Regions from separate parts of the Homo sapiens genome. Here region 2 is linked to region 1. Evidence: chromatin loops called from intact Hi-C (ENCODE). Cell type or tissue: psoas muscle. All regions are shown on one strand. Each heading gives the region's core, and the rest is flanking DNA. Links, peaks and the distances in the headings are about the cores only. Region 1 overlaps ZNF664-RFLNA (ZNF664-RFLNA readthrough). Region 2 overlaps ZNF664-RFLNA (ZNF664-RFLNA readthrough).

Region 1 (15,028 bases), core at 4,048-12,047:
TTACTATGGCTACACTCCGACCTGCCCTAGGGACTCAGCCCTGCTCCTGATGGTCTCTACTACGTGACTAACCCTCACTCCTGGTGCCCCCAGCTCAATCACTGTACCTTGGGTCTTGTCTTAGGTGCTGATCATGATTCTGTCCCTCTCTCCACACTGAGAGCTCCTGCAAGGCAAGAATGATGTTTATTTCTCCCATGTTTCCTTGTTGAGCGCTCAGCACATAAAAAATACTTTTAAAATGTTGATGGACTGAATGGATGGGTGAGCTGCTTTGTCTCTTGCAGAAGGAAAGTTGTGCCAGCCTGTCCAATCAGGGTGCCTGCTGGACCCAGGCTCCCTGGCTAGGGCCATGGCGGCATAGCTCCTGCCGAGGGCAAGATCTGACAACATGCTCATGAGAAGGGATTAGCAGTCCAGGAGATTCTGTCGCCATAATCTGATTCTCAGGATTTCAGATAAGGAATACAGAGAGAGTTGGCTCATCATAACTGAAGCGGAAACCTGGACACGGAGAAGGCAGAGAGTGCTGGGACCATCAGGCGCGGGGCTGTGAGAAGCTTTGTGTGAACATTATGAGTACAAGAAACAGTGGGGAAAAGAAAAAGTCATCAGAGAAGGGGGTGAGGTGGGTGAAGCTGTACAAGGATGGAGTGGCAGAGGCCAGGACAGAGAGTGGCCAGCCCCCCATGCTGGCATGGGACAGATGACCCAGCGTTGCTGAGATCACAAGACACTGATTGCTAGAGCCTGCATTGGTTGTCAGCATCTCCCAGGTCCCCAACTCCCGCACAGGCCCGGGATGCCTGGAGTCCCCTGTTCCCGGGTCCTGTGAGAGTCATCTCACTTTGATTTTCCAACGCAACATTTGGTAGGACAGTTGTTGGTTGGGAAACTTCTTTCACTTCTAGATGGCTCATGGATCTGGGTCTGGAGATGCTGGGATCTGCTGACGGGCCCTGAAATCTTTCTTCCTCCTTCCCTTTCAGAAACAACTCTCAAGAAACCAACTTGCTTGGCTCAGTCTCCCCGAAATCCTGTGGCCTGCAGCCTTTGGAACTGGGTTTATTTATTCATTTGAATTGGATCCTGGCATTTCTTTGTGTTTGTTCTCTCCATAAAGACCTTTTTATTTGGGTCCTGGAGAGCTGTTTACTGCTTAGCTCATGTGACATGAAGATTGTGAGGACCTGGAGGCCTTAACTCCTGTTACTCCCCAGCGAACTCTGCCCTCCAGGGAAACAGGTGGGGCTCCATCCAGATAAGAACAGCCTTTCCAAACAGGAACGACCTCACTCCCCAAACGCAAAGAGCTTAGAGATTAAAAATGCAGGCAACCTCCTACCCACTCATCCCAGGAAGGTGCAGAGTCCTAGGGACCCACTGGGAGAGGGCTGGATTGCTGTAATTAAAAGTACTTTTAAATGAGCATTTTGAAGTTTTCTTGTTCTTGGTTTAAAAAAATTAAAAAGCTAAGAAGGCTGAAACTGGGTAAAGGGGCTTTAGGCGTGGTGAGATGAAGATCCCGGTGAATTTTGGAGAGTGCTGTCAGTCCCGGGCTGTGGGCAGAGGCTGGCTTGACCAGGGGTCCTGAAAGGAGTGGACGGGTCAAAAGCAGACAAAGGAAACGTGGGTCACTCGCATGAGTTGCAAAGGGAAGGAGAGAAATCGAACAGTCCGTCATCAGACAAGTCCAAGGAAAGAGATGTTTTACTTCAAGAACTGGGAAGAACCAAGCATCTTTGAAGATGGAAGGGTTTTGTAGGGAAAGAGGGGAAGATGTTTTGGAGGAGGGTTGAGAAAGCAAGCAAAACTTGGAGGTAAATGAAAAAGGGTCAGACTCAAGAGCGGATGGAAGGGTGGGAGTAGAGATGAAAAATAATATTTGATTTATTGACTGAAGGGTTTTGATGCCGTGGGCAGGGCAGCGAGCGTTTTGCAGGTAATACTCCTCATAGCATCCCCCTGACATAGACAATACTATAGTACCCATTTTCCAGGCTCTCTCACCTGTTACAGGCATTCTCCTCTCCTCGAGGAGAACGAGGCTTACAGAGGTGGGACCTGTCTGTGGCCACACTGGGCAGATGCAGAATAGGATCTCATGAGGTGTCCATCAGAGGAGAACAGCTCATCCTCTGAGGGTGGAGGAAGGATGTCCTGGAGTGGCAATGTCCAATAGAAATAGAATTTGAGGCCAGGCACGGTGGCTCACGCCTGTAATCCCAGCCCTTTGGGAGGCCGAGCCAGGCAGATCCCCTGAGGTCAGGAGTTCGAGATCAGCCTGGCCAACATGGTGAAACCCTGTCTCTGCTAAAAATTAGCTGGGCGTGATAGCACACGCATGTAGTCCCAGCTACTCGGGAGCCTGAGGCAGGAGAATCGCTTGAACCCAGGGGCCGGAGGTTGCAGTGAGCTGAGGTTGCACCACTGCACTCCAGCCTGGGCGGCAGATCGAGACTCCATCTCAAAAAAAAAAAAAGGCCAGGCCCAGTGGCTCACACCTGTGATCCCAGCACTTTGGGAGGCCGAGGCGGGTGGATCACCTGAGGTCAGGAGTTTGAGACCAGCAAGGCTAACGTGGCGAAACTCCGTCTCTGCTAAAAATATAAAAATTACTCGGGAGGCCGAGGCAGGAGAATCGCTTGAACCCGGGAGGCAGAGGTTGCAGTGAGCCGAGATGGTGCCATTGCACGCCAGCCTGGGCGACAGAGCAAGACTCCATCTCAAAAAAAAGAAATGGAATTTGAGCCACAAGTGCAAACTGTGTGTGTATTTTGAATTTCCTAGTGGCCACACTAACAAGGGTGAAAAGAAACAGGTGAACAGGTGAAATTAATTTTCATAATGTAATTTACTTAGCCCAGTATATCTGAAATATTATCATTTCAACACGTGATCAGTATATACAAATTATTAAGGTGATATTTTGCATGATTTTTCCATACTAAGCCTTTGGAATTCGGTGTGTATTTCACATGTGTGGCGTATCTCCATGTGATCCATCTCCACCCGAAGGGAGAAAGCACTCAGTAGCCCCACAGGGCTGGTGGCTGCCATATTGGTAGGCAGAGAACTAGAGAATGACTCCTTCAGGAACTACTAAGCCATATCTTGGGGTCATAAAATGAGGAATCTTCAGGTTGGCTTCAGGCCCAAGACTTGTTACATATTTTTTAAAATAAACTTTTTAATTTGAAATAATTTTAGATTTACAAAACCATTGTATTCTTATGTATCTCAAACTCTAGAATCTTCCTGCGGCAGCTCAGGGTACATCAGCTGGTCCACAGAGTCTGGCATATTCAGGGCATAGGACTTTTGGGGTTTTGAGAAGTCAGACCAAGGCTGACCCAATTACTTGGGTGATCAGAGTCAGAATTCCCCAGAAATTACTCAGGGTATTGAGACTCTGTGGAATGTTCCAGAGTCCATGATAACAGAGGGAGCTGTAAAATATCTAAGTTATGATTCGGTTTTCTAATTACACCCAACTTCCTCTCTGGGTGAGCAACAGCTTCTCAGCTAACATTTACTCCCAAGGTGGTGGCCGGGGAGTGGGCACAGGACAGGAGACACCAGAACAATTGAGCGGTGTCAACAGCCGCTCTGGCCAGAAGTATCTGTCAGCTCCCGACTGACTGCAGCCACCCTGTCCAATAGAAACAGAATTCAAGCTGCATATGTAGTTTTAAATTTTCTATTGGCCACATGAAAAAATAAAAAGAAGTAGGTGAAGATAATTTTAATAACATATATTCCTTAACCCAGCACATCTAAAATATTACCATTTCAACAGGCCAACAATATTAAAAAATACGAATGAGATAGTTTACATTATTTTTTGGTACCAAGTCTTCGAAATCCAATGTGCATTTTATACTTATTTGTATGTCAATTTGCATGTTATATGTTAATGGAAAATTTGTAAAGTTATGTACATTTCATCAGTTATTTAAAAACTGTAAATTCCATAAAAGACTCCGTTCACAGTTGAAAAGCTAGATTCACCTTCTAAAGTTGTTTCAAACATACTTCAAAAGTTTCCTAACAACTGAATCAAGTATCAGTTTTTGAATTTAGGTTGATTAAAATTAAATTAAACTAAAAATCCAGTTTCTCAGTTGCATTGGCCACATTTCAGGGTTCAGTAGCCACATGTGGCCAGCAGCTACCATATTGGACAACAGCCGTTAACACACTGGGCACCTCCTGTTAACACTGGATTTCTTTTTTCAGCTCCAGCTCTGTCTCCTTGCCTTTAGCTTGTCCAAGTAAATCTTCAGACTTGGTTTTCTCATCATCAATTTGTCCTCGCTTTGCACTTTTCACCCAGCGAGGGCTTTGCCAATATGGTTGGCTTATGCCAAGGACTTCCGCTTCTGAGATGGAGACTTGTCTGGGGCATGGCTTGCCTTTGTTTTTCTAGATCCCCATCAACATCGGTCCTTGTGGAAACTACTCAAGGGGCTGTGGTGTAATTTGCAGGTCCTCTGCCCTTAGGAGGAGCACAGAAGTTGATGACGGAAATTGTTCTCTATGGTGCTGTCCTGATTTTTTTTTCCTATCCCCTCCTGAGCATTTGAACTGTAAGCCACCATTTCCAGGGCGATGCTGTGGGTGTGTTTATCTTGGCGTCTCAGGGAGGGGAGCCCTCCCAGCCTTGGTCATGTGGCTGTCAGCACAACACACCTGTTTTCTGTTTCTGGTGGTTGATGGGGACTCACTCACTGAATTTTGGGTCTTCCTTAAGTGCTTAAATTAGAGTAAGCAAATAAATAACAGGGGAAAGGGAGTTTTAGAAATTGTATGTACAAACCACTAAAATTTACTATACAACTTCCTCAGCCACAGATATTTTTCTAGGGAATTTGAACAGAGCCATAAGAAGTTTCTCTTCCTGGCAGGAGACGACCCTGATCTGTTTTCAGCCTAGGGGGCGTTGCACAAGAGTGTTGGTGCTATGACAAGATAGCGGTTCCCAATGTTCTTAAGGAGTTTTTCATCTGGAACCACTTGTGGCACCCTTAGGGTATTTCAAGCATTGAGGCATTCTAAAGATGGCTCATTTGTGGATGGTAGTCCTGATGGTGGTGATGATGGTAATGATGGTGGTGATGACAGTGATGACAGTGATGACAGTGTGATGACAGTGATGACCCTGATGATGGTGATGGTGGTGGTGATGGTGATGGTGATGATGGAGGTGATGGTGGTGATGGTGGTGGTGATGGTGATGGTGATGGTGATGATGGTGGTGGTGATGGTGATGGTGATGGTGGTGGTTATGGTGATGGTGATAATGATGGTGGTGGTGATGATGATTATGGTGGTAATGGTGATGATGGAGGTGATGGTGGTGATGGTGGTGGTGGTGGTGACAATTGGATTAACTGGAACCCAGACCTACCAGAGGACTGCATGGAAAAATGCTTTAGCAATTCATGTCATCTTTCTGGACCTCGGATTTCTTCATGAGTATGACAAGGCCTCTCCCCAGATATTCTCTAGGGTCCTTAACATTTTATTATCCTCAAACTGCAATGCTGTCATGGTGATGGTGATCATGGCAATGATGACAATATTAAGAATTAAAGTGATGCAGAAGGACCATCAGGCATGATAATTCGCCAAAAAAAATCTCTAATGATGTTAATTTTTGACTTTATAATTTATGTTGTGGCTCTTGATCAAACCTGTTCATGTTTTCCCTGTATAAAACTCATAGGTGAAACTTCTCTTTCCTTTTTAACTGTGAAGAATCACAAGTGGTGGTATTGCATGTTAGTTCCTTTTTCAAAAACCCACAGGGTTTATGTATTCATTTGGCAAGCATTTAGTGAACACTCACTGTGCCAGCCACTATTTTACACCCTGAGGGTACAGCTCTTGAGCAGACAGGCTGCGGGCTTGTATTCACATCAGGGAAGACAGAAATAAAGAAGCTGATCAACAAACCAGATCACTTCAGATAGTGAGAAGTGCTGCAAGAGAAATTAAACAGAGTAAAGTAATAGAAAGTAACCATGGCACTTTAGTAGATCAAGTAGGCAGGGAAGGTCTTTTGTATGTTTAAAATGCAAAGGGAACATTGAGAAAGATCCAGCCATGAGAAAGCAAGGGAGAGCACTTCTGGCCTGGGGGATGGTTAGCACAGAGGCCCTACGGACATGCCAGGGCACCCGGTCTTCTGTCCTCTCTTGTCTAGTGGGCCACTTTTGTTAAGCTGGCCTGGTGATTTAGGCAAGTGTTTAGTGGTCCACTGTAGATAACAACTGGGGCTTAGTTGCTTCTTCTTGCTGGTGGTGGCAGCAATGACAATAGTGATGAGAGCTCCCTGAGGTGCTGGTGATGAGTTCCCTGCGATGTGCGCTGTCCGTGGGGACAGGTCATGTCTTTCACTTGCCTATCTCCAACTCAGCGTTTAGCTCAGGAAATGCTTGCGGAATTGGAGGTAGATACCGTAATTAAGGAATTAACTGGAAACCAGAGCTACCAGAGGACTGCGTGGGAAACCAGACATAGGTCTAGAGCCCAAGTTAAAGAAGAAAATTAAAGTCTGACCAGACAGAAAAAGAGAGGGAGAAACTGGGTATTTATGCCGCCAATGTACCCAACCACAATCCTCCCAGAACCAGGAAAGGATATGAACACAGTGAATTCCAGCTCATGGAGTCATCAGTGCAGTATCTCAAAGTGATAAAGTGATCAGGCAAACAGCCAGGCACACAATTGAAAGGCTGGAAATTTTCTGTGGTTACCAAAGGCCCTCCCAATGGAATTTCTGTTTAGTTTCTTGGGATTTGCCAAGTATTTTCCGGTACTTTAGTTATTTGCATATTACCTTCCATATTTTTGCTCTGTCAACGTCACTGATATAATACCTATTACCAATCATGTACCATATATAACAGATCAGCACACTTTTTCTGTACAGGGTCAGATGGTCCATATTTCAGGTTTTGTGGGCCAGACAATCTCTGATGCAACTACTCATCTCTGCATTAAAGCAGCCATAGTAATATAATATGCAAATGACAGGCGTGGCTGTGTGTTGATAAAGCTTTATTGACAAAAACATGCTATACACTAGATTTAGCCCAGGGCCATAGTTTGCCAACCTCACCCATACTATTACCTACAAAATATATTAAGGACTCACTGTAAAAAAATATATACAATAAATTAATTTAATGGAAAACTTCCTATCACTCCCCAAAATGGAAAACCAGGAGGCCCTGCCATGAATAAACAACTCCAAAGGTAAATTCTATGAAAACAAAACACGGTTATTAAATTCCAACTAGAAGGATGAACAGCCTGAGGCTTAACTTTTCTTGTTTAGAAAAAAAAAGGAAAACTTAGGAAGTCCTCAGAGGCATTAAAGACTCATTAGCACCAGGCTAAGTCTTTCTCTTTGCAATAATCAGCAGGATTAAAACAAATTGGAAGGGAATGGCTTCTCCACGAGGTGGCTTGATCTCGTTTAAGTACATTCCATTTTCCAAGTGAAGTCATCTTGCTGCCCCTACAGCGGTGCCTGTTTCTGAGAAGCCCTCTGACATAGACAGGAGGCAGCCCCCCTAAACCACACAAGGAGGTGAAGGCTGATCACCTGCCAAGAGGCAGGGCAGCCCTAGGAGGACGGCCCCCACCCCCACGTCCGCCCTAGGCAGTGTGCCTGGGGCTTAGACAGCTGCCCTCGCTGATCCCATAGGGAGGAAACTAAACCCTCCTGCTGAATTACTGCTGGTGACAGGCTATGATGTGAGCCCTCGCTGGAAGGATGACCCAGGACGCGTGCCCACCCTGGCACCTGGATGATTATAAAAAGCCAAATCTGACTCACTCTGCTCCGGCCCGCCCGGCAGCATACACTGGACTGCACTGGTGAGCCCTCTATCTGCTTGTCCCCTGATCTGTCAGGGGCCCCAGGTGGGAGGTGGGTAACCAAGCAGCAGGGGTTGTAAAGCCTGAGCCCTGGGGGACCCAGATGATCCCAGGGAAGGAGGGGCCAGGGTTTCCCTAGGCAGCGCTGGTGCTCCTAAGCTTCATCCGATGGAAGATAATAAACCAGGGCTGAAAGGCAAACAAGGCTAGGCCGCAAAGTAGAAGGTGTGTTAGCTCAAGAATTATCAGCCACTATTACCGTGAGTGAGTTAAACACTTGATTCAAAGAGCAAACTCAGGTGCTCAGCTCACGCACACTGTGCAAACAGGCGGGGCACAGGTGGAGGGCCCAGGAGACACGTGGGCACCAGGCCTCCAACGCACCCCATCCGGAGCCGGAGAGGCCCCTGGAAGGTTTGTGAAGCTCATAAAACCCAAAATTGAAGATTTCATGGGGCTCCAGGGCGAGGGTGCAGCCTCAGGAGCTCTGAGACTCCTACAGAGTCCCTCTGCCTGCTCAGGAATCTTGTGCCTCTCAAGCTAGTTCATCCCACGGGGAAAGCAGGAGACAGAGGACAGCAGAAGCCGTCAATGTCACGCACTCATCCCCTGGGCACTCAGGGCCAGAAGTGCCAGGGACTCTGTGCCTGCTCCCCTCAGGAGGAGCCTTGAGTGGCGACCAACTGAAGTTGATCCCTTAGGGAAGCAACTCCAAGGTGCGTTCCTCCCGTCTTCCAGGGTTCCTTACTGGGATGGAGCCTCGGTGGCCCAGTAGTAACCAGCTCCCTGACGCATGCTTTCTTTCCTGCCTGACTCCCCGCTGCTTCTCTCTGGGAGGTTCCTGGAATCACATCCCAAAATACTCCTCGCACTCAAATCCTCAGCTCACAATCTGCCTCTGGGGGAATCCAGCCCAAGCCTGGGTGTTTCACAAGTAAACACAAAAATATCCCGAGACAGCAGTCGACCAGGTCTGTTGCTAGCTCACCCAGTGCATTTGCACAAGTGAAAAGAGGGCATCCCTTACTCTGGTGGACCCAGAGCACATGTTAGAGTGCAGAGCTTAGGGAGTAGAGCATGGATGCTTTCAGCTCCCATCGCTCTCCTCAGCTGGAACACCCTTGGACAGTGAACAACCTGCCCAACCATACACGACATCTCTACATTCTTAAGCTAGGTGAAGAGCTCATTTTCTGGAAGAACCAGAAGAAGTGATTTTGAGAGAAATTAAAAATAATTAGAAAGAACCCATTGTGTTGGATTGAAATCAGAGTAATTGGTATTAACTCATGGTAACACATATACACACACGTATACACACGCAGATGGATAGATGTATAAATAAATGCAAATGTGTGCATGCATGAATTAGTGTACATATATATATTTGCTGGCTCCAACACACCCAGAAGCAATGACATCCCAACAGTGAAGAGCACCCTTGCACTCAGATCTTGGTTCCTATGCACCATTCTCCAACCAAGCAACCAGTGAACACTTGGAGAAAGGGCTACTTTCAGGACTGGGATGGGGAAAACAAAGATGATCCCATACTGTTGGAAAGTAAGGATGTACTAAAAATAATGATAGCATCACATCAAAAGGGCATTGCGGCAAACTACAAGAAGCACCCAAAGCCCAAATCTGAGAATATTCAAGCCAAGAAAAACAAATAATGATAGTAACGGGTATTGCCCACAGAATAAAATATGTATCCATGAGTCCATACTGCTATGAATAAATGATTGATCTAATAAATAGGATGGGGAGAACACACAGCTCTTCCTGATGGTAGAGTTCTAATGAATGAGTGTGTAGGAGAGATGATGAAATAGAAAGTCACCATTAAGCAAATATGGCAGTCTTAATTACTGCAGGCAGGAATCAATGATGCATGCTAAAACCATCAAGTAAAAATATGAAGAGAAAGGGGACATTTGGAAGTTCTCAAGTATCTCCCCATAAGATACTTATTAAATACACAGAGAGAAACCTGGCAGATGCCACCTTAACAAAGGTCAATGTCTCCAGTGAAAAGGTGATAAGGTTAACATCACCCCTGGTAAGATGGATTGAGGACATGACATCACTTCCGTGGTATTCTTGTATAACCTCAATGTAATCATGAAAAAACATCTGACACAACCAAATTGAGGGACATTTTACATAATTGGCCAGTATTGTTCAAAAGTGTCAAGGTCATGAAAGATACAGAAAGACTGACCATTGGCTGATCTAGGTTGGTCTTGCTGGGACAACTGGGGCCACTCAGCATTGCTCCATGTGTCCCTTACCCTCCAGCAGACCAGCCCACAGACATTCTCAAGAGTGTAGCAGAGGGCAAGAGACCAAGCAGAAACATGCAAGGCCTCTTGAGACTCAGATGTGGAACTGACCCAGCCACTTCTGCCTCATTCTGTTGGTCAAATCCAGTCACATGGCTGAGCCCAGGGCCAGCATAGAGGGTGCTGCAAAGTTAATGCAGGAATCAAAACTACAGGGAGTTATCACTGCACACCCCATAGAATGACTAAGTTTAAAAAGACTGACAATAACAAGTGTTAGCAAGGATGTGGAGCAAGTGGAACTTGCACATACTGCAGACAGGAATGCAAAATGATAGAGCTTTGGAACATAGTCTAGCAGAATTTATAATTAAACATAAACTTACCATGCAACCCAGCAATTGCTCAACTCAGTGTTTACCCCAGAGAAATGAGCTACATCTGCACAAAGACCAATATGCAAATGTCTATAGCACTGGGCTATCTTTTCACAATCACCCCAATAAAAACAACTCAGATGTCCATCAATGGGTGAGTGCATAAGCAAACTGTAGTCTATCCACCCTACAGAATCCTGCTCAGCAACAAAAAAGAGTGAATTACTGATGCACATACAATGTGAATGAGTGTAAAAGCATTATGGAAGTGAAAGGAGCTAAACTCAAGAGGAGACATTTATAGAAAATGCTACAAAAGGCAAAGTTATAGCAACAGAAAGGTTTGTGATTGCCTGGAGCTGGGGGTGAGGGTGAGGTTTGATTGCCAGGGGGCACAGGGAAGTTTTGGGGATCTTCTAAGTGCTCTAGATCTCATCTGTGGGGGCCGTTACATGACTGTATACAATCACCAAAATCCATCAAACTTAAATAAAGCTCAATAAAGCTGGGAAAAGTAAGTTACGTGGCAAAGGGTGTGGCTAGAAAAAGGGGGTGAAGAATTGGGGGCATTTAGGCTCTGTCAGAGGGGACACAGAACCCCACCAAGATCTCCCTAAGAGCCGTGAGTGCATGGGCCCCAGGACAGAAAGTGTTTGAGAAAGGTGGGGTAAGACCCCAGCCAGAGCCTGCCTCTCAGAAATGCATTCCGGGGTCCCATAGGTGACGTGGCCAGGGCTGGGAGGGCTGAATGGGGCTCTGAGCTCAGGGGAGGACAACGTAGGGGCTGCAGGATTACCTGGAAATCCAACGTGATGAGGTCAGAGGGTTCCTGGTCTCAGCCTGTCTCCAAAATCAGGACAAATGGCGTGTGAGCCTGCACAAACCCATTCCAGCCCCCTGCCCTGACAGATGAAAATAAATAAAACCCTCTGGGTGTCCAGACGCCTGCCAAGGGTCCTCCCATTCACCTCGTCACCCAGACTTGAAACCTCCAACGCCTCACTCACTTTTGGCGCCAACTTCCAATTAAGCCCAGAGGTCTTAGGGACCTGCCTTTGAAGTGTGTTCACACGCCTTTTTCTCTTTTGATTCTGCGCCACCCCTCACCACGGTGCCATCTGACTGCAGCTGTGATGGTGGCCTCCCTGCCTCAGGAGCCGCTCACGGCCTTGGACCCGTGGGTCCCAGGCATAGTGACACAAAGAGCCCTGTCTCCCGGCCTCCCCCCCGTAGGACACCCAGTGCCACCCCACTTTGCTTGGGCAGGAGTCCAGGCTCACCCTATCCTCCACTTCGAAATGCCCCATCCCTCTCAATGCCTTGGCTGCCAAACACACCTACCTCATGCTTTGCTTCGTGATGATGATGAAATATTTCAGGCGTTCAAGAAATACATGCATCACCACCCCCGGGGACCTGCCACCCGTGCTTACGAAGTAAATGATTCCACGATGTGTGTGACCCCTGGGGTGCCCTTCGCAGGGGGCATCCCCAGCCTATCCCAGCCCACCCCCACACAGCGGGAGTGGCAGCAGCCACCACCCCGGACTTGGTGTTGTCGGTCCCTCGAGTGTCTTGAGCCTGTCACCACCCATGCAGTGCGTCTGCTGTGGTGCATGGTTTCAAGCCTGGCCTCTGTGGTTGGATGTCACGTGGGTCTGTCTGTGTTTGGCTTCCCCTAAAGCAGATCTGGAGAAGGTTTGGTGCAGAGTCTCCGTGGGAGGTGAGCCTGGGAGCCCAGTGACGCAGGGAACAGAAGGGAGAAGAGGCAACAAAGGGGAGCTGGTGAGGCGGCTGTGGGCAGGGGCCAGCCTTCGGGGCTCAGAGAGTGTTGGACACAACTCAGCCTTGTCCCCACCAGAGGCCGGGGAAGCTGGAGTCTATGGCCTCTCCTTCATGCTTCGGTGTTCTGATACCTCCCGTCCATCACGTTGGTCAAGCACTGCTTGTGTGGGCAGAGGAATTCTTCAGGGAGGGCGACACAGGTGCCTGGAGTGGAAAGCAGCCATTGTGTGCAGGAACCAGGGGCTTGGGTGGGCTGGGGAGGTGTGGGGTGTGGCGGCAGCAACCCCTGCTACCGTATTCTTTTGCAACTTGCTTTTTCCTCTCAATGCTGTGCTTTTTCCTCTCAATGCTGTTTTGTGAAATATGTCCATGTTGACTGAGAGGTAGCTCTAGAGTTCTTTTTTTTAGATTTTGGAAAATTTATTTCTATGTGGCAAGATAGACTAAATACACTTTTCCATTGGGGCATCTGGGACAATCACAGTGGTGCAGTCACCTCTATCTAGTTCCAGAATGTTCTCATCACCCCCAAAGGAAACCTCCTACCCACTAAGTAATTACTCCTCATTCCTTCCCTTCCCCCAGCCTCTGGCGAACCTCCATCTGCTTTCTGTCTCTATAGATCTATCGACATTCTGGCTGTAGCCACATTTTGGATATTTGGTATAAATGGAATTACACACCACACAACCTTGTGTGTCTGGCTTCATTCACTCAGCGTCATATTTTCAAGGTTCATCCACATGGTAGCATGGGTTGGAGCTCATTCCTCTTTATGGCTGAATCATATCCCAGTGTACACACACACATGCACACACGCAAGCATGCACCACATTTTGTCCGCCCATTCATCTGGGGAAGGACATTTCGGTGGTCTCCACCTTTCGGCTACTGTGAATAGTGCCACTGTGAACATTCGTGCACACATTCTGGTGAGAACACTGTCTTCCATTCTTCCAGATATAGACCCAAGTGGAATTTCTGGGTCCTAGGGTAATTCCGTGTTTAACTGATTGAGGAAGCTCTGGGCTGTTTTCTGCAGCAGCTGCACCATCCTACACTCCCAGCGGCAATGTATGTGGGCTTCGATGTCTCCACCTCCTCGCCAGCACTGGTTATTCTCTGCTTTTTTGATTCTGGCCATCCTCGTGGGTGTGAGGGTTACTGTTCCTTTGGACTGATCCACTACACCAGGCGCTCAGGCCTCTGTTCATCACACGCAGGTGTTTCTCACTTCTGGTTGTCACCCACCACGGAGTCATGAATGCTCTTGTATGTGACCACTTGGCGTGTGTTACTTGACTTTGGATTTTTCTCTATCCCACTCCCATTTGGAAATATCTTTTCTGCCTTCTTCCCGTCCTTCCTGCCTAAAAGTCTTAGCTCAAGCCACAGCCTCTAGCACCTATCGCCGAGACCCAGGTCGTCCAGTTTGACAGCCCCTAAACTCCCGAGGCTGCTGTGCACGAAAAACAGGGCTAGTCCAGGTTGAGATGTGCCGGAAGCATCAAACACACCCTGGATTTCAAAGATGTAAAATACGGAGAGATTGTGAAACAAGCTCATAAATAACATTCTACACTGATTACATGTTGAAAACGTGTTAAATATATTGGGTTAAATAAAATATTGGTTAAAATTAATTTTACCTGTTTCTGTTTTTTTGTTGTTTTTTTGTTTTCGTTTTTTTTCTTGGTGGGGTAGAGCTTCTCCTAGTGATTAGAGCCACTCTGTCTTCAGAAGAATCCCAGTACAGGAAATCTGTTTCTTTTTAAAACATGTGGCTACTAGGAAATTTAAAATTATATCTGTAGCTTGCATTTGTGGCTCACATTTCTAGTGGACGGTGCTGGTCAAGATTTTATTTCCAGAGGACGGTGCTGGTCTAGATTTTATTTCCAGTGGACAGTGCTGGTGTAGACTTTATTTCCAGTGGACGGTGCTGGTCTAGATTTTATTTCTAGAGGATTGTGCTGGCCTAGGTTTTATTTCTAGAGGAGGGTGCTGGTCTAGATTGTATTTCTAGAGGATGCTGGTCTAGATTGTATTTCTAGAGGAGGGTGCTGTTCTAGATTGTATTTCTAGAGGAGGGTGCTGGTCTAGATTTTATTTCCAGTGGACAGTGCTATTCTAGGTCATTCATTTGCCTCATCACGTGTTTCTCCAGACAGTTTATTTCCATGTCTCCATCTCAATTGTAAACTTCTTGCAGGACAAGCCATGTCCCATACATCTTTCTTTCCGCCAGCCCAGGGTGGCTTTAAAGAAACTTAGGCAGAGTGATCTTTCCAAAAGTGGGTTCAATAAAGTGAATGCCCTCCCACCCCCAGCTCCAGTCTCCCTTAACCCCTTTTGATGATTTCCTGTTGGCTTTAGAATAAAGCAAAACTTTTCAACGTGGCTGCAAGGGCCTGTGGGGTCTGGCCCCTACCCACCTCTCCACACTCCTGTCCCTTTCTGGGCCCAGACAACCTTGCCTTCTTTCCTGCATGCTCCTGCTGCAGGGCCTTTGCACATGCCATTTTCTGTTAGGGATGCCTGTTCTGTCCTGCATCACCTGGAAAGTTCTGTGCATTCTTTGGATGTGAGCTTAGACAGACCACTCCAACCAAGACTCACAGGTGGCTCCTCACACCCAAGCCATGGCAAACCCCGCAAAGCATCTCTTTGAGCTCATTTGTGAGCCCCCTG
Region 2 (15,028 bases), core at 3,582-11,581, 58 kb before region 1:
TCTCTGGGTCTAGCCCAGCACAGCCGCTTCCTGGCTGGGCAACTTTGGGCAGGTTGCTAACCTCCTCTGTGCCTTGGCTTCCGCCTCTGGAAAATGGGGCTAATTGGAGTGTAGGCTTCATGGGAATATAGTGAAAATTAAATGAATTGGTGTAAATAAAGAGCTTAGGACAGTTATCCTGGCACACGGTATGAGCTATCTAAATGCCAAGTATCATAACCCATGAGGAAACAGCCCCGGGCTTTGCTTTTAAGCCAAATTAGAAGATCAGGGCAACACAGTTTCATACCTGGCATCTAGTGAGCAGGAAGGGGAAAAAATAAAGTCAAGTAGAAGAGCCAAGACAAGTAAGCCAGCCATGCTATTCTTGCGGCAGCCACGGGCTGGCCCGGATGGCAGAGAACGCTTCCAGAAAACCCTCTGTAAGGAGGCTTCTGGGTCATGGAAGGAACCAAGGAGAAGGCGGATTCCAGGTCGTTTTTCTCCAAGCCCCACTGTGCAAGGCACCACGGGGATTCAGTCCCAAAGTGTGCAGCTCAAATGGGCGACAGTGCCAAGTCCCAGAGGCTCTGGCAGGAAAGCTGGCCCCCTTTAGACAGCAAGATCAGGTTCACTTCAAACAGCCCTGGTCACCTCTATCAACTCCTGGAAGTCCTCACTGCCCCTTCCACCCGCCAGGCTCCCATAAAGAGACCAAAGTTCAAATTTGCTGCATGATTTGGTCTAAGATAGTGACTCCCAGACTTTGCTGAACAGTACAATCACCCAGGGAGACTGAAACCCTCCTGATGCCGAGCTGCACCCCCTATCAATTCAGTGAGACTATCTGGGCGGTGAGTGTGGGTGGGTTTTAAAGATTCTCCAAGTGATTCCAATGGGCGACCAAGTTTGGGACCCACCAGGCTAAGAAACAAGCAAGGCACGAATGAAGGTCATATCCTGAGGCTTGAGGCCGGGGAGCCGCTCCTTTCCGCTGTGGGGAGGAGGATTTTCAGCGGCGGGGAGGCCTTTTTTGCCCTGTGAGTGCCAGGCAAGAATCCCCGGGGCCCCAGGAAAGGGGAGTGGAGCCAGCACACACGCCCCAGCAGTAAAGCTGTTAAGGTGGGCAGGGCGCAGCCAGAGAGCGGGCAGGGATGGGCAATCACTCATTTCAACTTGTCATTTCCTCAGGCTGCAAAGGCGCCCGCTCGGCCCATATGCTTCCCCGCCTGCCGGGGGGTGCCCAGTCTCAGGCAAGGCGCCAAGCTGGGTCCCCACCGGAGTCCACCCCCAGGCTGGACTTAGTCTGGCAGGAGACAAACTCCTGAGTTTCCTGACCCGAGGTTCCAGCCTCCCCCTCCCGCCTAAGCTCCACGTCAACATGCCTTAACATCCCGGGAAGGAAGGAATCCTGTCTGGGTTTGGTTATTTAAAAAAAAGAAAAGAAAAGAAAAGAAGAGAAGAGAAGAGAAGAGAAGAGAAGAGAAGAGAAGAGAAGAAGAGAGAGAGAGAGAGAAAGAAAGAAAGAAAGAAAGAAAGAAAGAAAGAAAGAAAGAAAGAAAGAAAAGGCTTTCACATTGGCAGCGCCCGGACAGTAAACAGGGCACCCGGAGCAGCAGAGGGGCCGGGTCCAGATGTCTGCAACATGCTGGGCCTCTGGGCGCAAGCCCACCTAGCCAACAGCCAACTTCTTTGGGAATTTCGGACCGTCCTTTACCCCGCCCCATGAGCCCCCCATTATTACTGACAATAGGAAGAATCACTCTGGAGGGAGGCCCACCGCCAGGGAGCCGTCTCCAGGTCCGGGGTCAGCCTGGATCACCTCCCCCTACACACCCTGGTCCCCACCTGAGAAGCGTGGCTGTCACTGGCCACCTTCGTGGTTGCGGGGCAGGTAGAGGAGGAGGCACGTCCTGCTGCTGCAGTGGCGCGCGTCTCTGGGGGCAGCCCTCACCCACCCGCCCACGCGGTCCCCCGTTTGGGAGAGAGAGCGCCTCCTTACCGCTCTGGCCTCGCTGGGTCCCGGGGGCTCCGAGGAGGCGCCGGCGCCCCCCGCGCGCGCGTCGAGGATGCCGGGCGCCAGGGAGTAGAAGGGCGGGCTGGGGCTGGGGCTGGGGGGCAGCCCGGAGTCGGGGCTGTCCAGCAAGCCCTCCCGGCCCTGCTCCTTCAGGCTGTCCTCCATGCCCTGCAGATGCAGGTGGCCCACCATGTCTGGGGGGCGCGGGGCGCGGGCCCCCCGCTCCTCCGGGGGCTTCTCCACCGCGCTCCGGGGCCCGGGGCAGGCGGCGGCGGGGCGAGAGCTGCGCGCCCGGGGACCTGCGGGCACCGCGAGAGGCGGCGATCAGGCCCGGCGCCCCCCGCGCCCCGGATCCCCGCGGGCCTGCAGCCTGCTCGCCGCCGTGGGCCGCGCTCCTGCCAGCGCCGCCGCCCTCCGCCCTCCGCCCTCCGCGGCTCCCGCCCGCCGGGCCCAGCCTCGCCTCTGCGCTGCGCTGCGATCCCGCAGGCCGGCCCAGCCCCGAGGCGCACGTTGCCGCCCGGCCCTCTCCGCACCTCCCCGGCCCGCGCCTCCTTTTCTAGGCGCCTCCTCCTCCCCCTTCCTCTCCCCGCCCCGGCCTGCGCGGTGGGCAACAGCCCCGGCCCGGCGCCTCCGCCGAGGCCCTCCCGCTCCTGGGCACTGCGCGCCCAGCCAGCAGCTGGAGTCCCACGAGGCGCGTGTGTCCCCCACTCCCGGAACAAGCACCACACTGGCGCACCGAGGGTGCCTTGTGGGGTCCCCAAGTCATCCCAAGACATACGAGTAATCATCATCATCCTATTTCGTGGTGCTCTTGGAGGTTTTCTCCATCTCATTTGAAGTCCCAATAAAAGCAGCTTGAGAAACTTTATTTTAGAGTTTTCTTTTTCTCTGTAACTTACAATCGATGGGGAGGAGGGCCACCACAGCCCTAGTACTGGCGTCTCGGTTACCCGCACACCCAGGGCCAGCTCTTTGGGCCTTAAGGGTGGAAAGCATTGGGTGGAACCTGTGGGTGGGGGCGGCGGGGGCGATGAGCAGCACTTCCGGGAATCCCCCGGCATCTGGCTGTTCCTGCATTTTTTCCAGGCAGGTCCTCGCTCATGAACAAGGGTCCTGCCGGTCTTTCCCTTCTTTTCCTTCCTCCCAAGAGAGAAGAACACGTGTTTCCCTTCCTTACTGTTTTCTTATCAGATGCCTGGCAAAGGATGTCTGCATTTCCAGCGCCCAGCCACACAGACGCCCCCCACCCCACTCCTGAGGATCCATCCTTCCATTCTGCAAGCGGGGCAGCTGGGGGTGTCCACGGACTGCTTTGAAAAGCAGGAATGTGGGAGAGGCTAATAGGGCGAAGAGAACAGAGGTAGACTCCAGGAGGGGTGAAAGTGTGCCCAGACACACTCACTTCCATTCAGCTTACAGCAGAAAGCCCAAGATCAGGGGCGGGAAGCCGGGTGTCAGAATCCGCTCTTTGGACACCCCCAAACTGAGGGCAGCACTTTGAAGATGTTCTCAGGCTCCCATTCCGCACCCAGCCTTGGCCGGACCTCAGAACGGGCAGGCGTAAGACAGCAGGCCCCTGCCCTGTGGAGGGCCCAGTCTGATGAGGGAGCCTGTCAATGCACCAGGAAGCTAAGGCTGTGAGTCTAAGGGAAGGAACTTAATGAGGTGCTGCAACCAAGAATAGTCAAAGGGACAACTTAAGGCTTTGGAGTGTTCAGGGAAGGCTTCTTGGAGGAGGCGATTTTCAAAGATAAGATCTGAATAGCCAAGCAGTGAGAATTAGCGCACCATGTGGAGGGAACAGCAGGGCGCAGGCCCTGCAGCAGCAGGAGTAAGGTGCATGCCGGACACTGACAGAGGGTGGGGCCGCTTCCTGAGAGCCCACAGGGTGACAGGCATGCACCTGTCACCAGGTGAATTTACAGCCCATTTCCATGTCGCCCAGGAAAGAACGCTGGAAGTCTGCTGCCCAAACAGACCCAACTAACCAGAGGTTTGAATATTTGGAACATTCTGGGAAAAAAACAATGGGACTACGGATTCCATTTGCTTCAATTCTTAGGCAAGCCAGGCCCTCTTCAGCCCTTGGGCCACTTGACCAGAATGACTGGCTGAACTACTGTCACTGACTAGGACGAAAGCGGTGGGGGGAGGGGGCATTCTTTCTGGAACACAGACACATGGAAATTCACATTTCCCAAATGCTCACCCACCCAGACCCAGTAGTCTTCTGCTTCCCTGGAGAAAGTCTTCGGCAAGAACTAATTTCTTCTTATCTCAGGGACTAATGACCCCTTGGCCACAATAGCTACCCAGGGCAGGGCAGGATGCGGGCAAGGTGGAGTCTCAGAATTGCAGGGTTCCTCTGTCTTTATTTGAAATGTTGATATTTTGAGGCCTGGTGCGGTGGCTCACGCCTGTAATCCCAGCACTTTGGGAAGCTGAGGCGGGTGGATCCCCTGAGGTCAGGAGTTTAAGACCAGCCTGGCCAACATGGTGAAATTCTGTCTCTACTAAAAATAACAAAAAAATTAGCCGGGCGTGGTGGCGGGCGCCTGTAATCCCAACTACTCAGGAGGCTGAGGCAGGAGAATTGCTTGAACTCAGGAGGTGGAGGTTGCAGTGAGCTGAGGTCATGCCACTGCACTCCAGCCTGGGCAACAGAGCAAGACTCTGTCTCAAAATAAGATAAAATGTTGATGTTTTGTTCATCTTGAACTGTTTGCATCCATTTTGACTTTTAAAACATTGCAGCGAAATACCATTTGTGGTGATTTCTGTGTTTGGGCGATGTCCTGAAAGTCCCTTGCCCCACTCTACTAATCCTGGCCCCCTTGTGCCATTCATCTTGATCTAGAAGCCCGCTTATCAAGAGTGCCTTCATGACTATGCCCACCTGGGTTCTGGAAGTTTCCCCTGAAACAGGCTGCCCTGTGTGGATAACCGTCAGAGATATGTGCACACCAGACAGCAGGCAGAACATGAGTGCACTACAAAGGTCAAAGCCCCAGAGAGCAGCCCACACTGATGGCCCCAGTGACCATGACCTCTGACCTATTCAGATCCGCTGCTGTGGGCTGGGGACCGCCCCTCAATTGAAAGCCGGTACTGTGGAAGCTTCTATTTCTCACAGCACCAGATGGTCTGCAAATGTCAAAGAGGGGAGGAAAAGACGAAATTTCCATAAATTCATCTGAGCCAGGGGCTAGCCAGTGGGCAGGGCAGGAGGCTCTTGTGGCCAGTCTCAGAAGGAAAAGGGACTTGAAATGTGAGGCCTGAGGAGCAGAAAAGGGGGTCTTTCAAGATCGGGGTGTCTGCTCCAGGCCCAGCGCTGTAGGAAGGGCAGAGGGAAGAAGGTACTAGGTCTACGGAGGCCCTTATGCTGTGCTAAGGGATTGGGGCTTTATCTGCCAGGGATGGGAGAATCTGCAGAGGTTTTGAAGCAGGTAAAGAATGATCTGATCCAAATCGCTTCCAAAGTTCCTCACATATACACACATATGCACATAAACAAAGTTGGATGAAAGAAAGGAGAGTTTGGAGGCAGAGAAAAATTGGGCAGAGAAAGTAGATATTTAATAGAAAAGAGGTATTGGGGTATCCCTGACAAGGGGTCGTAAAGAGCGGGTCCCGTGTTGGAGAGAAGGGGAGAAGGGTGTATGCATATGTATGCACCATACACCCCTGGGAAGGAAGACCTTCCTCCACAAGCTTCTGAAGTCACTGGCTTTTCAGAGCACATGTTGGGGAAGAAAGAAAAGTGACCTGGGGTAACCCCAAGCCCCAGCCCAGGGCTCCCCAAGCACTCCCCATATCAGGGGGATTTTCCCAGAATGCTTTGTGTGGGGGAAGCTCAACTCTGCGAGGAAGGCCAGAGGGAAGGGTGTTGAGGAAAAAAAAAAAGGCTTTTTCACGGAGAGCCATTTGCCACTTGTTCCAAGCAGCATTGAAGGAAGGCTCCTAGAAGTAGGGCTGCGCATTCCTGGGCAGCTTACAGAGCTCTGCACACGCACCATCGTGCACTTGAACCCTGGCTGCATATTATTTCCATTTTGAAATAAAGCAGGCCAGGAACGGTGGCTCATGCCTGTAATCCCAGCACTTTGGGAGGCCAAGGTGCGTGGATCAACTGAGGTCAGGAGTTTGAGACCAGCCTGACCAACATGGTGAAACCCCGTCTCTACTAAAAATACTTAAAAATTAGCCAGGTGTGGTGGTGCACACCTGTAATCCCAGCTACACAGGAGGCTGAGGCAGGAGAATCCCTTGAACCTGGGAGGCAGAGGCTGCAGTGAGCCAAGATCATGCCACTGCACTCCAGCCTGGGCAATAGAGTGAGACTCCAACTCAAAAAAATAAATTAATAAAATAAAAGATAAATCATAAATAAATAAAGCAGATGGAGCCATGGAGACTCAGAGAGGTTAAGTGACTGCCTGAGGTCACACAGCCTATCCTAAGTAGAAAGCCAAACTGGAGGCTGCTAGGGTGGATGTGGGGGAAGGCTGTCAGTGGGTCCCAGTGGACCGTGACATGGAGGCAGGAGGACTGAGGTCGTCATGCCTGACAACTGCAAGGCTTTTCTGTGACCTGCAGAGAGAGCCCTGAAACAAGGCCATCTGAGCGCATTGGAGGCCGCTCGCCTTCCAAGGAGGCTTACAGACAAGGAAGGGGTCTCCTTGCCATGTGCACGCTCGGCTGCCTGGGTTTGAACCCTGGCCCTACCATGTCCCGGCTGTGTGATCTGGGCAATTGGCCTGCCCTTTCTGTGCCTCAGTGTCCCCATCCATAAAGCAGGGATGATAATAAAGGTAGTGAATGAAGATTAAATATAAGCATATTAGGGGTATGCTTCCAGGCACGCCAGGCACAAGCCTCAGCATGGTGCCAGGGAAATTTTCGCAGGCTCAGCTGGGCCCTGCTCTCATCACCACACCTCATGCCTCTCTGTGTGAAATCACCAAGATAATCAATACATTTAGACACACACACACTTATGCATGCACATAAACACATATGCACATACACACAAGCACACATATGCACACACATATACATGTACACACATAAACATGTATATACACATAAACACAAATATACACACATACACACAGATGCATACACAATACACATGTGTACACACAAGCACACACATAACACAAATACATATATACACATACACATGTATGCACATACACACATGTACCTACATATACACAGGTAAACACATATGCACACATATACACAAACACACAAATACACACATACACATATGCACACACATATGCAAATGCACATACATGGACACACAAATATACACACTAACACATGCACATACATACATATACACACATGTACCCACACACGTATACACGCATGTCTACACATCTACACACATACACACACACATATGCATATACACTTTTGAGAAGAAGAAAAGACGAGAGAACTGCGGTGTCAGCGAAATCTTTGTCTTTCCTAGGGAGAGCCCCGGGCTCTTGCCTATTTTTAGGGAATGCAGAAGTAACACTGAACATCCCTGAGGGTTTGAAAGTAGCCACAGAAGAAGTTGAAGTGGAGGAGTTCAAAGGGGCGGCGAGAACAGAGGCAAGAAGAGTGGCTTCTTGATCACACGCTCCTTACAGGCCCTGTCTGAGCTGTCCAGCCGGGCATGTGGTCAAATGTTTCAGAGTGAAGGTCCCGGTGACTGTACAACCGTGAGACCTGGGACTCTGCATCCTCAGCAGGCCAGGTCCTAGTGCCTGGCCCAGGGATGCCTCCCTGCCCCGGGGAGTCGCATGTTCCCCGGTGGCCTGTCTCACCCGAGGGACTTTTCCGCAGTGCCCTTGCTCAGTCCCCAGCTGTACCACAGATGTCCACGCCTGGACAGAGCTCCAGCAGTGACTCACCTCTTCATTTTTAGCCCGTGTCCTCTCGGAGCCTGCAGCCCGCCTTTGCTGGGCAGCTGTCTGGGGGTCAGGGCCCATGCCCTGGGTGTCCACTCATAAAACCAGCTCTTGACCACCTGCCCTACTAAGACAGGGAAGCGGGGACAAAATGAATTCAAAGTGCCTTTGACCTGGGCATACGTTCTGCTGCCATTTGTATGTGCGTGTCCAGGACAGCCTCCAGATTCCCAGTGCTTTCAGTGAGTAATGAAAGCTGTTCTAACGGTCTGCCACCCAGCGTCCTGGCTTGGCTTTCCCGCAGCCCCTCCCGTTCCCACTCCACAGTGGGGCTGCTGGACTCACCTCACAGCTCCGGGCAAAGACGCCTACGGCTGAGAGGCTTCTTCCCGGCTGGAAACTTGCCGCTTCACACCTTCCGGCTGTAAGGAGCTTTTAGCTGAAAAGGCCTTTTCTGCCAGCTTCTCCCAAGCTTGAGTAAACAAAAAACCTATTTATGTCTTCAGAGCACTTAATTAAGCCAGGGCAGGGATAAAATCAGAGACTGAGTGTAGTGAAAACACACTCCGTAAAGTCAGAAGAAGGTCGCTCCCGGCCAGGCTTGGCCAAGAGCCAGCTGTGTGTTCTTGGGGGAAGCTGGGTCCCCCTGAATTTTTGCAAGAATAATGTAATGAAAACCCAAGTACCATTTGGGTTTGTTGGGTGTTGACATATCGGATCTCTCTCTCTCTCTCTCTCTCTCTCTCTCTCTCTCTCTCGTATGTGTGTGTGTACTGTTTATTTTGTTTTGTGTTTTGCTAAACTATGTAAAAATTGGTGGTAAACATCATGCCCCTTTGCCCCAAAACTCTTCAACGGCACCTCCTAAGAAGAAAGATGATATGGAACCACAATACCGCGATCATACTGAGGGAATTTAACGTTGATACAATTATATAACCTATATTCCATATCAAAATGTCCCCAATTTTCCCAACAATGTCCTTTAAAGCTGTTTTCTTTCTCAACCCAGGGCTCAAACACACGTTGCATTTCACTTGATCTTAGCCAAAAGGCAGAGAAGCGATCACACACATTGCATTTCGTTGTCACTATTAGGAGACAATTCTTCATGAGTCTCCCGTGTTTATTCCCATCTTGCAAACAGAGGCCTTGGCCGCCCTTCATTCTGGGCTATCATTTCAATAACGTTTGTAGGGAGAACAGTTTTGAAAGGTAGAGATAGCGTCTCTCTTCAAATCAAAGGATAGGCATGCTTCCTGTCCACTGTAATAAAAATAATGGTTCCCTCTGGAGAAAAGTTCAGGCAGGCTTATTACCCACTGTGAAAGATTCGGGTTCCCTACACTCTGGATTTCTCCCCTGTCGTGCAAACAGCTGCATGTGCAAGGGTCACCTGGGCCCCTTCTAGTGGCCCTGTGGAAACCAGAGCTGGGGAACTGGCTCAAGAACATGCTGACCCCCTGGCTTCTGTGATTATTGTGAGTAATAACATCCTTTGTCTCTGACCCAGGAGTCTTGTGTCTTCTGCTTGAGTCTGTGAGACTGTGGCACAGCCATGTCTTCCCTGGCCAGCAGGGTGAAATCCCAGTTCTGTGTAGTAACATCTCTTTAATTCTTCGACCCTAACAGACCCCAAGCCTATTTTGCCTTTCCTGACATGGCTAGTTTTAACGAGTTTGGGCCAGTTGTAGAGCATCCCATGATCTGGATTTGTCTGATTGCTGTCTCAGGATTCGATGTAGGATAAACAATTTTGCAGGAATTTTTCAGGGTCCATGTTGCGCCATCAACTTCAGGAGGCACATCCCGTCAGCTTGTCCCACTGTTGGTCATGCTAGGGATGATCACTGGGTGGAGGTGGTATCCACCTCATTTCTTCGTGCTCAAGGTAGCTTTCCCTTTGTGATTTATCAGGAAGCTCTGGGGAGATATTTTGACATCTTGGGGATATCCTGCTCCCTGACAAGGCTTAAACTCCACAAACCCCAGCTGATGCATTGGTAAAGAGCTTTGTGCTAGACGATAGCCCCAGATACTATGACTATTATGTTTTCCTTTTGCAACAGAGAACGCATAGTCTGCAGAGACTAAACTATTTGCAATCTTGCCTTGTATAGAAAAAGTTGGCCGACCCCTGCAATAGTGGGTAGCGGGTGGTATAGGGTGAGTAGCGGGTGGTATAGGGTGAGTCTAGAGTTACCTTCAAGAAATCCCCTTCAATACACCCACCTTTCTACACCACTTTCTTTATCGTTTTTCAGCTTTTTAGGGGTTCACAATTCTCTTGCTCCCAAGTTGTAGAATGCTTAAAGTGAAACACATATACCTTTCTGGATAACACAATAGTGCGTGACACTCGTGGAAATGGCGCCCGTGCACAGCAGATGAAAAGTGTGAGCACTGCCCCCTCTGCATGCCTCTCACTCGGCGAATCTGTGCAAAGCAAATGTTTTGAGATCTTCTAAATGTGGCACACCATCCAGATTGCTTTCCAGTTATTTTGTCTGACTAGAAACTGTGATGTCACATAAATTGGTGACTGTGTCTGCCTGAATCCATAATGCCAAAACATCATTTGTTGATTTAGCAGGTTTGGGGATAAACAAGTTGTTATATTGAAAAAAAAAAAAAAAAAAAAAAAAAAAGGAGGGCTCCAAAAAGTGCTGTGGTTTTTCAAGAGCCATCATGGCAAAAACAAAACAAAACTCATTAATGGAACAGTCGTTTTGAACTACAGCTGAGTAAATTACCAGAAGGACATCTGTGCACATTAAAAGTAATATAGGATGTTCTGATGCTCACTTGAGTCATGCAAAAAAATGTTTAAAAATTTAAAAAAGTATATATAGCATGAAGTTCAGCCAGGTAAGAGCCAAGTGGCTGAAAGGCATTCAGGAGAGAGAGTGAGTCCTTCCCAGCTGATGAAAATGCAGAGATGGCAAGGAGGAAGCACAGTTTCCAGGGGCCCACTGGCCCCCGAAATGCCACAGGGTGAGTACGCCAGAGAGCGTGGCAAACGCACACCATTTCCATTCATTCCTCAAGGAAGACGCAAGTCCAGGCAAATATTCTGGTTGTGTGGTTTTTCAGCTGAAAGTGAAGACAAAGGGCATTGAGCAGGAATTAATGCAAGGCTCCAGGCTCCTGGCACGCTGCCCGGAGCTCCAGAAAGGGCAGAGTCTGGGGACCAGGCCCAGCCGGAGGGCAGGGTCCTGGAGTGGCCAGGGCTCAGTGATGCTCCTGGTGCAGTCCTGAGATGCTAAAGGAGGGGAGGGGAAGGGGGCTGTCTGTCATCCCTTCAATCAGCAGTGATGAGTAAGCACCTACTGTGTGCCGGTCAATGGGGGACAGAGCCAGGGACTAGTCATACTTGGTCCTCATTCTTGGGGGACATCCAGTCTGGGGTGGGGATTGGGGGAAGAAAATAATTAAATGAGGTAATTTCAGAGAGTTATAAATACTATAAAAATAAAATGGGTGATGGGGCAGAGAAAGACCCGTGGAGCGGCTTTCCACGGCAGAGGCCGGGCCACAAATATCCTTCAGAAGTGGCTTTTGAACCGAGAGCCTGGTGGGGAAAAGGGGCCGGCTCTGCAAAGAGCCTGAGAAAGGGTGTCCTGGCAGAGAAACAGAGGTGCAAAGGCCCTGAGGCTTCCTCTGTTCCTGCAAAGGCTCTGAGGCTAGCACACTCTGGAGGCATCTGTGTCCCAGGAAGAAGGTGAAGAGAGGCTTGGGGAGATGGGTGGGGAAAAAGAAGCACAGAAAGGCAAGAGAAATGGGTATGGGAGGGCGAGGAGACCAACCGTGGAGAACCAGAGGGAACTGAGGAAGAGAGTTCATGGAGGGCACCAGGGAAGAACTCCCAGACACATCCTTGTGTGTCTGGACAAAGGGGGGTGCAGGCGCATGGGGAGCAGCCCGCAAGGCCTCTGCTTCTCAGTGGTTCCTGCTCGTCTCCACATGCCTGGGCCTGGTGTCTTTGCTAGCTTTGTGTGTGCTTAGTTCTTATGTCCCCAATTGGATTATCAACTCCTCAAAGGCAGAAAGCACGCCTTATGCTTTTTTTCTTTCTGGACGGCACATCACACCATGCTTTTGCACATGGGGGATCATTAACTATATTGTCTGGATAAGTAGATGGATGGACGGATGGATGGATGGATGGATGGATGGATGGATGGATGGATGGATGGATGAATGGGTGGACTGAAGGATGAATGGACGGATAGATGGATGGATGGATGGAAGGATGGATGGATGGACATGGATGCTCATGTAACTTGACATTTCTGACACTCAGGCTGTTCTGAACCAAGGAAGACCAACTTGGTCAACAGAATCTAGGAGGTTTAGTAAGAAAAAGGATTATTGCTATGTAGGGAAAAACATGAGTGCCTGTGTGTTTTTTATTTTTTTATTTTTATGAAATGTCTGTGTTGTCCCCCTTCCCCAAATTTATATGTTGAAATCTCAATGACTAATATGATGGTCTTAGGAGGTAGGGCCTTTGGAAGCTGATTAGGTCATGAGGGTGGAGCCCCCATGAATGGGATTAGTGCCCTTATGAGACATGAGAGCTTCCTGTCACTCTCTACTTTGCATCATATGTGGATACAGTGAGAAGGAGGCTGCCTACAAGCCAAGAAGCAAGTCCTCACCAAGCACTAGCTCTGCCAGCACCTTGATCTTGGGCATCCCCACCCCCAGAAATATGAGAAATACATGTTTGTTGTTTAAGCCACTCAGTCTATTGTCATTTGTTCCAGCAGCCTGAACTGCCTTAGCCAGGTATATCAATGTAGAGATGAACTAGAACAGGGAGGTGATACCAAAGAGAGAAAGAAAAAGTAGCAAATGTGGCAAGATCACTAATGTTCACTGGTTTTCAAGTTCTTCTCTTCCTCCAGGAAACCACACTGTACTAAATTCCCCAGGCTTCTGTGTGGTTAGGTGCGGCCATGTGATTGAATTCTGAACACTACAATGTGAGTGGAATGGATGTGCACTACTACCAGACCCATAGAAACCACCCTCGCATTCCTTCTTCATCCACTGGCTGAATAAAGAGGACTCCGAGGGTATCAAGGAGGGTGGAGCCACAAGATGGAGGGAGCCTGGGTGCGTGAATGACTGTGTGGAGCAGAACCCTCGGGCTGACAGCTGAGCCTTAAGCCACTGAGATGCAGGGGTTGTTTGTTACAGTAGCTGCTGTCACTTATCCTGACCAATATAGAAGAGATAAAGAAGGTGAGAAGAAGGGGCTCTTTCTTCATGCAGAAGATTCTAGAAGAAGGGGACCTCAGCTCAGTGGAGTCTAGATGCCAACTGCTGGCAACAGGACAGGGACATGAAAGAATTCTCTCAGTGACATCAGTCTGGTAGACAAATCCATTAATGGAAGAACAGGAGGGCTTTATTTTTTCCAAGGGTTATAGGTACCAGAAAAAGGGCACCTGAAGCCAAGCTACTTGACATGGAGTCATAGCTCACATATTGTTAAAAGGAGAGAGAAAAAAGAGGTTTCGTTGGAACTTCATCTTGAAAAATAAATCTAAAATGATAAAAATGCAATAAGCTAATTTTATCTTAATTTAACAAGGCTTGGGAACTCTGCTGTAATTCTTAGAGCAGAAAAATGACAATGATTTTTTTTCTTTTACTTTCCGTATTTTTTCCCAGCAAGACTTTCTAAGGGCACAATTGACATTCTTCCCTTCACATTTGACTTTTTTTTGCAGCTCTTTGGTTCAGAATTAATCTTTTTTTTTTTTAAATGTTCAAGGGCTTAATCATCATTTCCATGAGCTTCTTTTAATCCTTTGAAATTCAAATCATTATCTTTCATGAGTTCAGACCCAGGCCAGCTTTAATATTGCCGGGTGAATTTTGGATCATGGTCATGCCCCATCACCAACTTCACACACAGACGGGGTCCGAAGTGTGTCCCTTTCTTTGTTCCCTCAAGGACATGCCAAGGGGGACCTCTGGAATCGCCACTTCCTGCCCAAGGGACTTAAAGAAGCAGTGTCTTGCAAGGGGAACCCGTCCATGGAACTCAAATGGCCAACTTGATTTTGGAGTAATTTGCTGACAGGAGTCGAGGTCAGAGTCGCTGACTGCACTTTCTTCTGGAAGGTTCCCAGGCTGCTGTTTACCCTGATTCCTGGCCATTCCTCATATTTCCTACAACTGTTTTTCTAGCCTACTTAGTTTGGTGACATTCATGGGGAAAATATCACAGCGGGCAGGAAGTTTTTGCTCAAAACTCAAACAAAGAGAAGGAAAGCAAGAGCAAAGGGAAAGAAGATTGAAAAAAAAAAAGACTTTGAGAAATACTGAGCGCTCCCGTTAAGCAAATAATTTCCCAAGGTTTCTTAACATACAAGGAAACGCGATCACTGCAAAAATAATCCAAGTTGAGGAAAATACCCGTTTCAGATTTATTTTCTGTACTTGTGCTGGACTCAGTGCACAATGAGGTTCCTGGTATCTGCTGATGTCCGGGCCCCAGGGGAGCCCCTGCTTGAGAGAATTCTGGACACCTAGGAGTGTCTTATCATTGTTTCCCTCTCCTGGGCTCAAGAAGTAGGGTGCTGGGTTTGTTTTTTTTCTGTTTCTTTCCCTGTGCAGGCTTCTAATCAAATGGGAAGTAGAATATGAGGGAATGTCTTTCTTGGAACCAGTGGCTGGATTCTTGTCACCTGTTAGGGCTCGGCCCAAAGTCACCTCCTCAGGGAAGCCTTCCCTGATCTTCCCATATAATTACCCCTCCCCCTTCCCCAGTCACTCTGTATTTTCTCACCCTGTTGATGGTCTTCACAGAATGAATCACCACCAAAAATTAGAGGGTTCATTTCTTTTTTGTGTCTTCTACCTTGGCAGGCAACTCCACGGTGGATGAGATTTTACCTGTGTTATTCACCAACCCGTTCCCAGTACCTGGAAGAATGTTGGACACATAGTAGGAGTTCAGTAAGTATTTGTTGAGTTAAACAGAATCCTTAATCTAAAAGCATTTAAGAAGAAATAATAGAAAATGCCATTGCATTCCAGAAAGAGTGGTCTCTAACTCCTGGGAGTTTCTTTATGGAAAAAGTTACATGCTTTGATTTTTTTTTTCCTA

Evidence for each region. Peaks named below come from ENCODE experiments on the same cell type or tissue, not always from the same donor. Only the 100,000 strongest peaks of a DNase experiment are listed, where the experiment ranks them.
Region 2: a loop joins it to region 1, with 2.0 times the contacts of the local background. A loop is called at or near these places in 2 of 110 quality-filtered maps.

Annotation. Positions count from the first base shown.
Region 1 is chr12:124,225,272-124,240,299 of GRCh38, reverse strand. The region is part of intron 3 of ZNF664-RFLNA (ZNF664-RFLNA readthrough); the gene reads right to left. Among named protein-coding and RNA genes, the nearest start is that of RFLNA, 62 kb to the left of the region's middle. In psoas muscle, for the core only: no CTCF peak of the experiment used is centred there; a DNase peak (open chromatin) is centred at 7,809; H3K27ac peaks cover 407 bases.
Region 2 is chr12:124,282,590-124,297,617 of GRCh38, reverse strand. The region is part of intron 3 of ZNF664-RFLNA (ZNF664-RFLNA readthrough); the gene reads right to left. RFLNA (refilin A) reads right to left here and starts at 2,525. Exons shown (of 3, transcript NM_001365156.1): 1 at 1,982-2,525. The coding sequence starts at 2,188. In psoas muscle, for the core only: no CTCF peak of the experiment used is centred there; DNase peaks (open chromatin) are centred at 7,887 and 8,217; H3K4me3 peaks cover 611 bases; H3K27ac peaks cover 1,257 bases.